Regions from separate parts of the Mus musculus genome. Here region 2 is linked to region 1. The links are chromatin loops, found by intact Hi-C in ENCODE. Cell type or tissue: gastrocnemius. All regions are shown on one strand. Links, peaks and the distances in the headings refer to the core of each region. The heading gives the core; the rest is flanking DNA. Region 1 holds the start of Ipo13 (importin 13). Region 2 overlaps Kdm4a (lysine (K)-specific demethylase 4A).

The links. Hi-C counts contacts between places; a loop is a spot of excess contacts. Peaks named below come from ENCODE experiments on the same cell type or tissue, not always from the same donor. Only the 100,000 strongest peaks of a DNase experiment are listed, where the experiment ranks them.
Region 2: it touches region 1 in a loop (15-fold over the local background); 2 of 42 quality-filtered maps call a loop at or near these places.

Annotation. Positions count from the first base shown.
Region 1 is chr4:117,909,636-117,915,000 of GRCm38, reverse strand. It overlaps Ipo13 (importin 13), which reads left to right and starts at 2. Exons shown (of 20, transcript NM_146152.3): 1 at 2-713; 2 at 2,492-3,228. The coding sequence starts at 630. In gastrocnemius, for the core only: no CTCF peak of the experiment used is centred there; DNase peaks (open chromatin) are centred at 1,356, 1,786, 2,547, 2,781 and 1 more place; H3K4me3 peaks cover 5,000 bases; H3K27ac peaks cover 5,000 bases.
Region 2 is chr4:118,147,879-118,153,243 of GRCm38, reverse strand. Kdm4a (lysine (K)-specific demethylase 4A) reads left to right here. Exons shown (of 22, transcript NM_001161823.1): 12 at 1-54; 13 at 4,378-4,559. Among named protein-coding and RNA genes, the nearest start is that of St3gal3, 16 kb to the right of the region's middle. In gastrocnemius, for the core only: no CTCF peak of the experiment used is centred there; DNase peaks (open chromatin) are centred at 2,308, 2,766, 3,077, 5,138 and 3 more places; H3K4me3 peaks cover 2,316 bases; H3K27ac peaks cover 5,000 bases.

The DNA.
Region 1 (5,365 bases), core at 148-5,147:
CAGTCACTGGGGCGGAGGCAGCGACCGTAGCGGGGCCAACGCCGGGAGGCGAACAGATCGCGGGCCAGGCGAACGGAGGGGACCTATCTCAGTCCCCCAACTCTACCGACTCTGCCCCAGACTCACGAAACTGCAATCCCGTGCTTCCTTGGACGTCTCCGTATCTCGCGAAGGGCTCTCTCCCGGGTGATCTCCCAGCCCCCCTGACCTCATAGCATCTAGAAGCTCGTCCAGACTGGGGTGTTATGGGTACAGGCCGTTGATTCTGTGACCCCTCACGGGCCAGGGCCTCTGTTTCCCCTATAGGCCTCCCTCCCCTATGACTTTTGATTCAAGGGACAGAGCTGTGACCTCCCACTAGGACCCTTGTCTGGGAGTACCTCACGGACGCCTCCCTTCTGGGAGCCGCCTTAGCGGGTCCCTTTCCGAAGAGCACATCTTTTGACCTCTGCAACCCACTCCCCCTCCAAACGAGGTGGGCAGGCCTCGGCAGCCATGCCCGCCCTGGGCATCCCCTCATCCCACCACCTCCCGGGTACTCAAGCCGGGGTCTAGCAGGGGGCCGACAGCCAAAGGGCTGGGGCAAGAAAGAGATCAGGGTCCACCTCCCTGCCAGGCAGGGAGCAAAGATGGAGCGGCGGGAGGAGCAGCTGGGGGCTGCAGGGGCTGGAGCAGCACCAGCCTTGGACTTCACTGTGGAGAACGTGGAGAAGGTATGAGGGCCTTGGGGTGGGCACTCCAGTGACAGAGCAGAAGTTCTGGGGACTGACACTAATGCCAAAGCTCAGACGCGGGCTCAGTGCCCGCTGGGATGATGCCCCCAGAGCACCTGGTATTTACCATCTCTCTTGGGCAGCCGGCTTGGACAGCAGTGTTGCAGTGCCTAATGGGCTATTTTGGGCTTTCTGTAGACACAGGTCCCCTTTCGGATAGATACTCTAGGATCTTAGGTTGTTCCCTGTAGGGTGCTGAAGGGTTTAGACTTATAACCAAATCGGCTCCTGCCCAGATCCAGGAGAAAAGCAGGCGGAGTTCTGGAGGGAACCAGAAACTCACAAGACCTGCCACTCAGCCACCCCCACCCCCACGTTAGAAACCACACGGATGCTGAATGATCCTGGACCCGACTCACTTTTTTTCAGTCAAAGGCTCACAAAGATATCTGGAGCTAAACCCGTCTGAGTTATATGTTCATTTATCTTCAGAAAGGGTCTTTTCCTTATTGGATGGAAGTCAAACCGGTCCTGGACAGGCAGGAGTGTGCCTGGCTCTCTTGTTTTGTGCTGGGTCCAAGGGGCTTGGCTCTGCTGGCAACTTTACAGGGCCCTTCCTTCCTTACCTGCCCACATGGCTTTCTGCCATGGCCTCCTTCCAGACTTCTCCATTGCCCAGGCCATCTTTTTCTATTCTATTCTTCTCCCAGCAGCCTGGAATGCAGGAATGCACCCGCCCCACCCCCAATACTCCCAAGGATGATCCGAGAGGTAGGGGTATCCTACTGGATAGCAAGGGGCAGTCATAGAAAAACATTTGTTGTTCTTGAGGCTTGTTTACCTAACAAATGTTGAGAACACATATCTTCTTGTTCGGTCTCTTGTCTCCTTTTGCTTCCTTGAGTGGCTGGCTGTACAAGGGACAGTAGCCATAACTGGCTTTCAGGGGGCGGGAGGGTACAGATTTGGTTAATCCTAGTTGGATGGAGTCCATTTAGGGAACCTGGCTGGCCCTTGGGGCTGGACAGTGTTGGCATGGTGGCACATGGTTGGTTTCATGTGCTGCCAGGGAGATGAGCCATTGTTTTCTCTCTGCATGAAGTCCCAATGGAGTTGGGCCTTGGGGATTCTGCTGCTGACAGCTCCCGGGTAGGCACTTGCTTAGGCTGCTTCTGGCCAAGGCCTCTCTGCATCATCTGATTGGAGACTTACTTGTACTCTCTGAAGATGTATGTTCCCACCCTCCCTTCCAGTGTATCCGTTCCAGAGCTACCTGGCCTGAAGCAGTCCTTCTCAGATTTCATACTGGCTTTAGTGCCAGCCTCTGGAGTGACCTCGGGATGATCCTGGGGGAGCAGATGGAGTTTGCTTGTTGGAATCAATGGGAGGAGCTGTATCTAAAGAGCCAGGCTCCTTCAGGCTGTTCTGTACTTGTCTGGAGCTTACATTTATTCCCCGTGGAGTCATTCCCTCCTCCTAGGCCTTGCCCTTACATACCTCCCTGTGGGACGAGCCCAGCCCCGGCCTTTTCTGCTTTCCTGTGGAGAGTCCCTCTCAGAACCCGTTTGTACTATAAGAAGAGAATATGATAGAGCATGGGCAAGATTCAGGCTTTCAAAAGGTCAGCGGAATCCTGAGCTCTCTCCCTTCCTACTCACTCCGTCTTCCCCCAAGTCAGGGAGAGGCAGCATCTTGCAGGACCGAGTCCCACCCTCTGTTCTGGGCTCTGGCAGGATCCAGAGTAGCCAGCACCTGCTCAGTCCTGTGCTGTCCTGCAGGCGCTGCACCAGCTCTACTACGACCCCAATATTGACAACAAGAACCTGGCTCAGAAGTGGCTGATGCAGGCCCAGGTCTCTCCACAGGCCTGGCACTTCAGCTGGCAGCTACTACAGCCAGACAAGGTGCCCGAGATCCAGTACTTTGGGGCCAGTGCCCTGCACATCAAGATCTCTCGCTACTGGAGCGACATCCCCACCGACCAGTATGAAAGCTTAAAGGCACAGCTCTTCACCCAGATCACCCGCTTTGCCAGCGGCTCCAAAATTGTGCTGACTCGGCTGTGCGTGGCGCTGGCCTCACTAGCTCTCAGCATGATGCCTGACGCTTGGCCATGTGCTGTGGCAGATATGGTTCGGCTCTTCCAGGCTGAGGACTCGCCGGTGGATAGCCAGGGCCGTTGCCTGGCCCTGCTAGAGTTGCTGACAGTACTGCCCGAGGAGTTTCAGACCAGCCGCTTGCCCCAGTACCGCAAAGGTCTGGTGCGGACCAGCCTGGCTGTGGAGTGTGGGACTGTCTTCCCATTGCTGGAGCAACTGCTACAACAGCCCAGCTCTCCTAGCTGTGTGCGTCAGAAGGTGCTCAAGTGCTTCTCCAGTTGGGTGCAGCTGGAGGTACCCCTGCAGGACTGTGAGGCGCTCATTCAGGCTGCCTTCGCCGCTCTGCAGGACTCAGAGCTCTTTGACAGCAGCGTGGAGGCCATTGTCAATGCCATCTCCCAACCTGATGCCCAAAGGTGAGTTACTCTCCAGCTTCCCAGAAAGGGAGCGCCCCATCCATCCCGTAGGCATCAATGGGGTGTCTGTCATACGCGTCATCCTACGGAGACAAAAGATGCAGGCGAGACACGGTCCCTATTCTCACTGTGGCAAAAGTGAGGCAGACATTAAACAACTAAATTATCTGGTAGACTATTAACACATTGGCCTGTTCACTTGCCCTCAGCCAGTCACTAAGTCCGTAGCATCCTGCTCCCAGCAAATAATATTGCAGATCTATTATTTCCAGTTTCTGTAACCACCTCCCTAATCCCAGCTGTTATTGTCTCTTTTCCCAGACTTTAGCAGAGATTTCTCGACAGCCTCCTGCTTGCCCCGCCTGTACCCTCTATCAGCCCAACAGTCAGATTGACGGTCTGAAAATGAGGCTCTAATCTTTTCCTTTCCAACCAGTGGCTCTCCTCCATGTTTAAAGTTCAAACTCATCAGTCATAAAGATGCCACCCCCACGAGGTGCACAGCCCAGTTTCAGCTCATGTCACTTTCCTGACTTGCTGTGCTTCGATACGGTCCCGCTCCTTCCCAGCCCCTGAGCAGGAGCCTGGCGCATCACCGAGAAGTTCCCGGTGATTCTTAAGGCCAAGCGTGGTCTTCTCCACCGCGGCATCTCGAGCTCTTGAGTGAGATTCCTGGCTTTTCTTCCAAGCCCATAACGTGACTCCTTTATATATCCGTGTGCATGTCCTCATTAGCCACTCAACTGCAAGGCCAGGGACTCGTCAAATCATGTAGGACCTTGGCAGCCAAGCTCGAGAGTTTTTTTCTTTTAAATAAGTGTTTGTTTTTAAAGATATATTTATTTATTTTATGTATGTGAATACACTGTCACTGTCTGCAGCCACACCGAAAGAGGACATCTGATTCCTTTACAGATGGTTGTGAGCTATCATGTGGTTGCTGGTAATTGAACTCAGGACCTCTGGAAGAGCAGCCAGTGCTCTTAATCACTGAGCTATCTCTCCAACCCTTTTTTTTTCTTCCTGAAGCCAGTATAAATTTCCTGAAGGATTTTATACAGAAAAAAAAATGGTCTGTTGAGGCTAGGCAGTGATGGCACATGCCTTTAATCCCAGCACTTGGGAGGCAGAGGCAGGTAGATTTCTAAGTTCAAGGCCAGCCTGGTCTACAGAGTAAGTTCCAGGACAGCCAGGGCTACACAGAGAAACCCTGTCTCGAAAAAACAAAAAGAAAAAAGAAAGAAAGAAAGGAAAAATGGTCTGTTGGGATTCTTTTGGGTTTAAGTTAGGCTAGAAGAACAAGACTAGAGACCTGACCCTGACACTTGAGAGAAAGGTTTTGGGAATCCTAGGTAGAGATGGAGAGGGAAGCTGTAGAGGCGTGGCTAATGGCTCAAGCCTTGTCAATAGTTGTGTCTGAGTTTGAATTGCAGAGTATGTTTACTAACTGTGAGACCTTGAGTGAACCACTTCTAAGCAAAAATGGAGGCAATCATACAAAGCACAGGGTAATTGTAGTGTTGGAACAGGACGCTGTGTCCAAGCTGGCCCTTGGAATTCAGTAAAGAGTGTTTCGGTTCCTTGAGTAATGGCAGCTCTTTTGTGGCCTTTACTCAGGGCGGGAGATCAGCAGCTCCCATTAGTACATATGTGCTGTGCCACATGCTTTAAATTGGGGACTGTATGTGATGATTTTGCTCTTCTACCATTTGTGATAAGTTTAATGGTAACCTTTTTTCCTTTAAGAGAGAAGCAGACAGTTACTGTTAAGCTGACTAAAGCTGTTTGCTTTAAGCCATTAAGGAACAGAAACTGTTACATGCAGTAGGCTAGAGCTGCTCCTACACACGCACACGCACACGCGCACACACACACACACACACACACACACACACACAGGTAACATAGTCAGTTGCTGTTCTTTAAAACTTTAAAGGGCTGTGGATATCAAGGCTTAGTAGTAGTGCTGGCTGAACACGTACAAGCCCTAGGTTCAATCCCACTACTAAAGAGGGGGGAAAAAGTCAAAGGATATTGGCTGAAAACATGTTTTGGTATGAAAGTTAAATAAGAGAGCATGAGATATTGAGTGTAGTTGCCTGGTACTTCATATTGTCACTTGTATTCGTTAATATTG
Region 2 (5,365 bases), core at 156-5,155, 240 kb before region 1:
GCAAGCTCCCACGCCACCACCCACTCGTGCTGCAGGAGTGCGGCAGCGATGACGGTAAGTCGTCTCCTCTCTTCACTAGACGGAAAGCGGGTCCCCACAGCGAGCCTTGCCCTCACCGGGCGTCAGAGGTCAGGGGTGGGCGTGGGCCCAGGGCCCAGGACAGTTCAGAGCTGGTGGGCTGTGTGATTGTACGCAGCCTCTTTCTTTTCTCTTCCTAGGAGGTACAAGGTTGGTTTTTCAGGATAGTAAGTTGCGTCAGTGATACCAAGCTCTGTGCATGCACAGCTGGCTAAGATATGTGCCTGCCCTCAAGGTGCCCACCGAGGAGTGGGGTTGCCAGCTAAAGGGATGTAAAGAAAGGAGCCCTATCCAAGCTGAGGGGACAGCAGGAATGAGACGGGGAATGGGGGTGCAGGCAGGGGAGCTGCCGGGCAGTGCTGCCTAGCTCAAGCTGGAGGACACCGCTGCCGCCTGAACTGAGCTGAGGGGCAAGGCAGGCGTGGGGCTGGCCGTCCACAGCTCCTCTCACGAGCCTACTGAGGCTGTCCTCACACGCAATAGGGAACCGTGGAGGTGTGTTTGAAGAAGGGGAGCACCACAGTGGGGTTGGCATTGGAAGGACTGCTCCCAGACACCACTGGGCCCGGATGCTGGTGGGGTGGGAGAAGCGGAAGTAGTGAAGACGGCGCCAGCCGGATTGGGCAGCAGTCTGCAGAGCTGGAAGGGTAGACCACAGGGAAGAAGATGAGTTGATGGCCTCATCTTTGTGTCCTAAGGCTTTTGGCTTCAGAAACCCAAGGTTACTGTGGATAGAGAAAATTGATGTGGGAAGACATCGATGTGGAGGAGTATTTTTAAATGAAAGGGTCTCACTCATCAAGAATGCCTAGAAGCTTGAGCAGGGGCTGGAGGTGGGACAGAGGAGCAGAAGAGCCTGGGGAGGAGACAGAAAGGGGAACTAAGAGATCTGTGCAAGAAGAACTAGGAAGTGTAGCTTCGAAGCGCATCTTGACAACAGCAGGGAGTGGTCATCTCAGTTGCCTGGAGCAGCAGGCTGGTGCTGGCAGGCCTCCCAGGTACTGGCTCGTGCATGCTTGTGGAACCAGAGCCACTTGGACTGCTGACTCTCCAGTGCGGAGCCCCTCTCCTCCTCTCCTCTCCTGTGACATGCTGTCACAGCTCATCTCTCAGTTTTCCTCTTAGAAAGTATGGGACAGCCTGGGCACAGGGACAGCCTACAGGCCCTGGGATCAGAAGTGGCCAGACTCTGAGTCTTGTCCCAGCTGTCCCTCTGAGTCTGTGCTCAGAGAGCTTCTGCCTCTTGTATGATTTCTTCCCTTGATGCTTTAAAACGACCCAGGTTAGCCAGGCAGGTGTGCCACACGCCTTTAATCCTAGCACTTGGGAGGCAGAGGCAGGCAGATTTCTGAGTTCCAGGCCAGCCTGGTCTACAGAGTGAGTTATTTTTTTTTTTTTAAGATTTATTTATTTATTTTATGTAATGTATATGAGTACACTGTAGCTGTACAAATGGTTGTGAGCCTTCATGTGGTTGTTGGGAATTGAATTCTTTAGGACCTCTGCTCGCTCCGGTCAACTCCACTCTCTCAGTCCCTGACTGCTCCGGCCCAAAGATTTATTTATTATTATACATAAGTACACTGTAGCTGACTTCAAACGCACCAGAGGAGGGGTCATACGGGTGGTTGTGAGCTAGTTCTTAGACAGCCAAGATTACACAGAATAAAAAACCCTGTTTCAAAAAGGCAAAAACTAACCAATCAGACAAAAAGACACAGACCGTAGGGAAAAAAAGTTTCCAAGAGGCAAAAGAAAAATTATCCAAAGAGGAGTTTGTGAATACTGAGAGCACACACTTCCAGCCCAGGTGTGAATTGTTGTCTGAGTATGTCTTTTTGGAATTATGTAACTGATGTCATCTGTCTCTACTTTTTGTGATAAGCAGTGTTCAGTCATGGCAAAGTGAAAGGAGACTCTGTGTGGTCCCCCCCATGTGTTCATTGCTATCAGAACTTTTACTGTGAGTTTGTCTGCTTTCTTTCTGCTGGTACATTATGGACACAGGGTATAGTATAGCCCAGGCTGTGGTATAGCCCAGGCTGTGGTATAGCCCAGGCTCGCCTTGAGCTCCTCCTGATCTTCTTCCCTCCGCTTTCAGGTGCTGCTCTGGCAGCTTCGGCTTCTCCTGGACACCTGCTGTGTCCCTGAGAGGAGGATGTGGTTATCTGGTCTCTTCACTGTTCTCATTTATTTTTGAGACAGGGTTTCTCGGTTTAGCCCTGGCTGTCCTGGAACTCTGTAGACCAGGCTGGCTTTGAACTCAGATCCACCTGCCTCTGTCTCCCAAGTGCGTGCTGGCTCGCGCTCTCTCTCTCTCTCCCTCTCTCTCTCTGTCTGTCTGTCTGTCTCTCTCTCCTCTCTCTTTTTCTGGCTTTTTAAAAAGGCATTTTTATCTGAATAACAACATTTTCAGTGCGATGCACACGTCTTGACTATAAGGCTCCGTGAAGCTTTACATATGTAAACTGTTAGAATTCTGATCTCTGCAATTTTCACTTAACACAGTGGAAGTCTCCCCTTGGCATTCAGTGTTCACATATGTCATGGTTTGGGCCACTTTTGGCTTCGTGAGTAGAGCAGATGTCAGTATGTGAAGACGGGTCTATGAGCTTGTCTATTTCTGTCCCTGCTGTACTATCTTGGTCCCTCATGTTGGGGTCAGGCACTCTGGGCTCTTAGAGGCTGTCTGGCTCGTTCACACTGACCTCCTTACGCTACAGTGGCCCTTCACAGGGGCTGGCTGTGCACAGTGGCAGCTGCCAGGTCCCTGTAGATGAAACCTGACTATGGTAGGTGGAGGAAGAAATGGCTTCTCTGCATTATGCTAGAGTTGCCTAGAGCGAGCATGTGGGCACCTACAATAGGTGTGCCCACCACAGCTTACGCTAGGCTTCTTTGCAGAGACCTCGGGCCTCTGGGGGAAGGAGTGTTTTTATCGTAGCCAGTAGCACTGCAGTGGTTTGCAAATCCACAGTCCCCTGGGCAGTAGCCTCATGGCGATGCCTGATGGGCGCACTGTCAAAGCCAATTTCCTGTCAGCCACTGAATGCATGGCCAGAGGGATAGACAACAGGGGCTTCTCATCTCCACATGCAACAGCACTTCCTACAGGCTTGCGCCTCCTCATCTGTTTATTGCATCAATCTGTCCCGACGTTTGCTCCTGCTTCTATCAGAGTTCTCTCCAGCGTTCAAAATTGTTAAGGTTCTGCCCTGCTCCTTGACCTTGTGTGTGCCAGGAACTAGTGGGCTTTGCACCTTTCTTGCTTTGTGAGAATAGTTCCACTGTGTTCCACTCTGCAGTGAGTCTCACTCTTGTGGAAAGATGAACCCAGAGGAGGATTTTTCCTTGGTCGTGGTTAAGGGTGCCTGAGTTGTGAGGCCTGCTGCTGCTGCCCAGCACACTGAAGAGAGATGAGGAGTCTATGGCCCGGGGCTCTGAGGAAGGCCAGCAAGTTGCTGGTTGAGGCTTTATAATACTTGATGCTCTTCAGGATCAGCATTTTCCTCCCTCTCTCCCAGTCTTTGAACATGCAGTAGCCAGTTTTATTTCCTGGCTACTGGATTATGCCTGTGAGTTCTCCACTCACAAGCTCCTGGTTGACATAGACATTTAGTGGCCAGGAAGAAGATTCATCTCCTGAGATCCTGGGATGCCTCCCCCCCCCCCCCCCGGCGCCCCCCACCAGGCAGATTGTTCTTCCCCCACGACCTGGACTTTCCAGAGTGAGCGGGGAAAGTCCTGACCAAGGGCCATGATGTAACACCTTTCATCCTTACTAGTCCTGTCTTGGCCTGTTTCCCCAGGACAACTGAAGGGAAAGCCCAGAGGAGAACGGACTTGACTCGCTGGCATTTTGGAGGCAGCAAACCGCATAGTTCCTGACTGTCTGCTGCTTTATTCTGCTGCCCACAGAGGGCAGAGGGTTGAATGTGGCAGCTGTTACAGGGGACAGAGTGGGATGAGCACCCAGAACATGAGGAAGAATAGAGACCTTGAGCCAGTCTGACAACAGAAAGCAGTTGCGACAGCCACCCTAGTCCCCCATGTCCCCGTTCACATCCCAGCTAAGTCTCCCGGGCTAGTCCCCCATGTCCCCACTCACATCCCAGTTAAGTCACCCTGGCCTAAAAGGAGTCTGTTGGTAATTGTTTGGCCTTTGCCTTTTATCATCCTCTGGAATCCTGAGTTTAGTCCTAACCTGGAGCCAGGGCCACTGGCTGAACTCCTCCGCACTGTAGGCAGACCTCCTGTGTGCAGGCTGGTGCTAACTCACACTTCTGTTTCCTCCTCTAGAGACTTCTGAGCAGCTGACCCCCGAGGAGGAGGCTGAGGAGACAGAGGCTTGGGCCAAGCCTCTGAGCCAGCTGTGGCAGAACCGACCCCCGAACTTTGAGGCTGAAAAGGAATTCAATGAGATCATGGCCCAACAGGCCCCTCACTGTGCTGTGTGTATGATCTTCCAGACCTACCATCAGGTGAGCGTGCTTTGCTGCCGCCAGATATCCTGGGCCAGCAATTGGAGGAAGCGGGGTTTAATTGTGGGTGCGAGGTTTGTCACTGCTTGTCTTAGGAGGCCTTTCCCCTAGTATCCTCGTTCTGTTAATGCTCGCGTGGCTATGCCAGGCAGATAACACTTAAGAATGCTTTGATCTGGTGACCCTTGTTTGTGACACAGATCTCGATGTTTGCAGAGCATGTTTCTTCTTATCTTTCTGGACCAGGGCTCTTTCTTCTCGATCCTATGCAGTCCTGATCAATTAGGGTACAAGAATGCAGTTTCTTTCCCATTTGACATTAGCCTTGGGCCAGGAGCCCGGTCTTCTCATGCCATTTTCTTTTTTCCCCTCCTCATTGTCATAGTGAGTGCTGCCTGAGCAGAAGGCAGCTGGGGCCAGGGAGGCGGGAGGGCAGAGGCTCTGCCACAGTGAAGGCTGGGCTCAACTGTGGGCTTCCCATGCCGGTCCACTGATGACCTCACAGTGTGGATCGCTTTGGGTCGAGCTCCAGAAGGTCAGACAGGAATTCACAGCAGTCAGGTGCCGAGTAACCAACTCAGGCTCAAATGGGTCCTACGCCGTGTGGCAGTAGGTAGGCAGTTTCCCTATGGCAGTTAAAGTGGCCCAGCTGCCCTGAGCTTGGCAGGGCCCAGGCTCATGCATGCAGAAGGATGGCATCTAGACCCACATGCTGGATCAACAGCTACTTCTTTGTATTAACTGGCAGCAAAGCAGAGAACTGTTTGTGCCGTGTTTGTGAGGGACGTGACTGCCTGATTGTTACT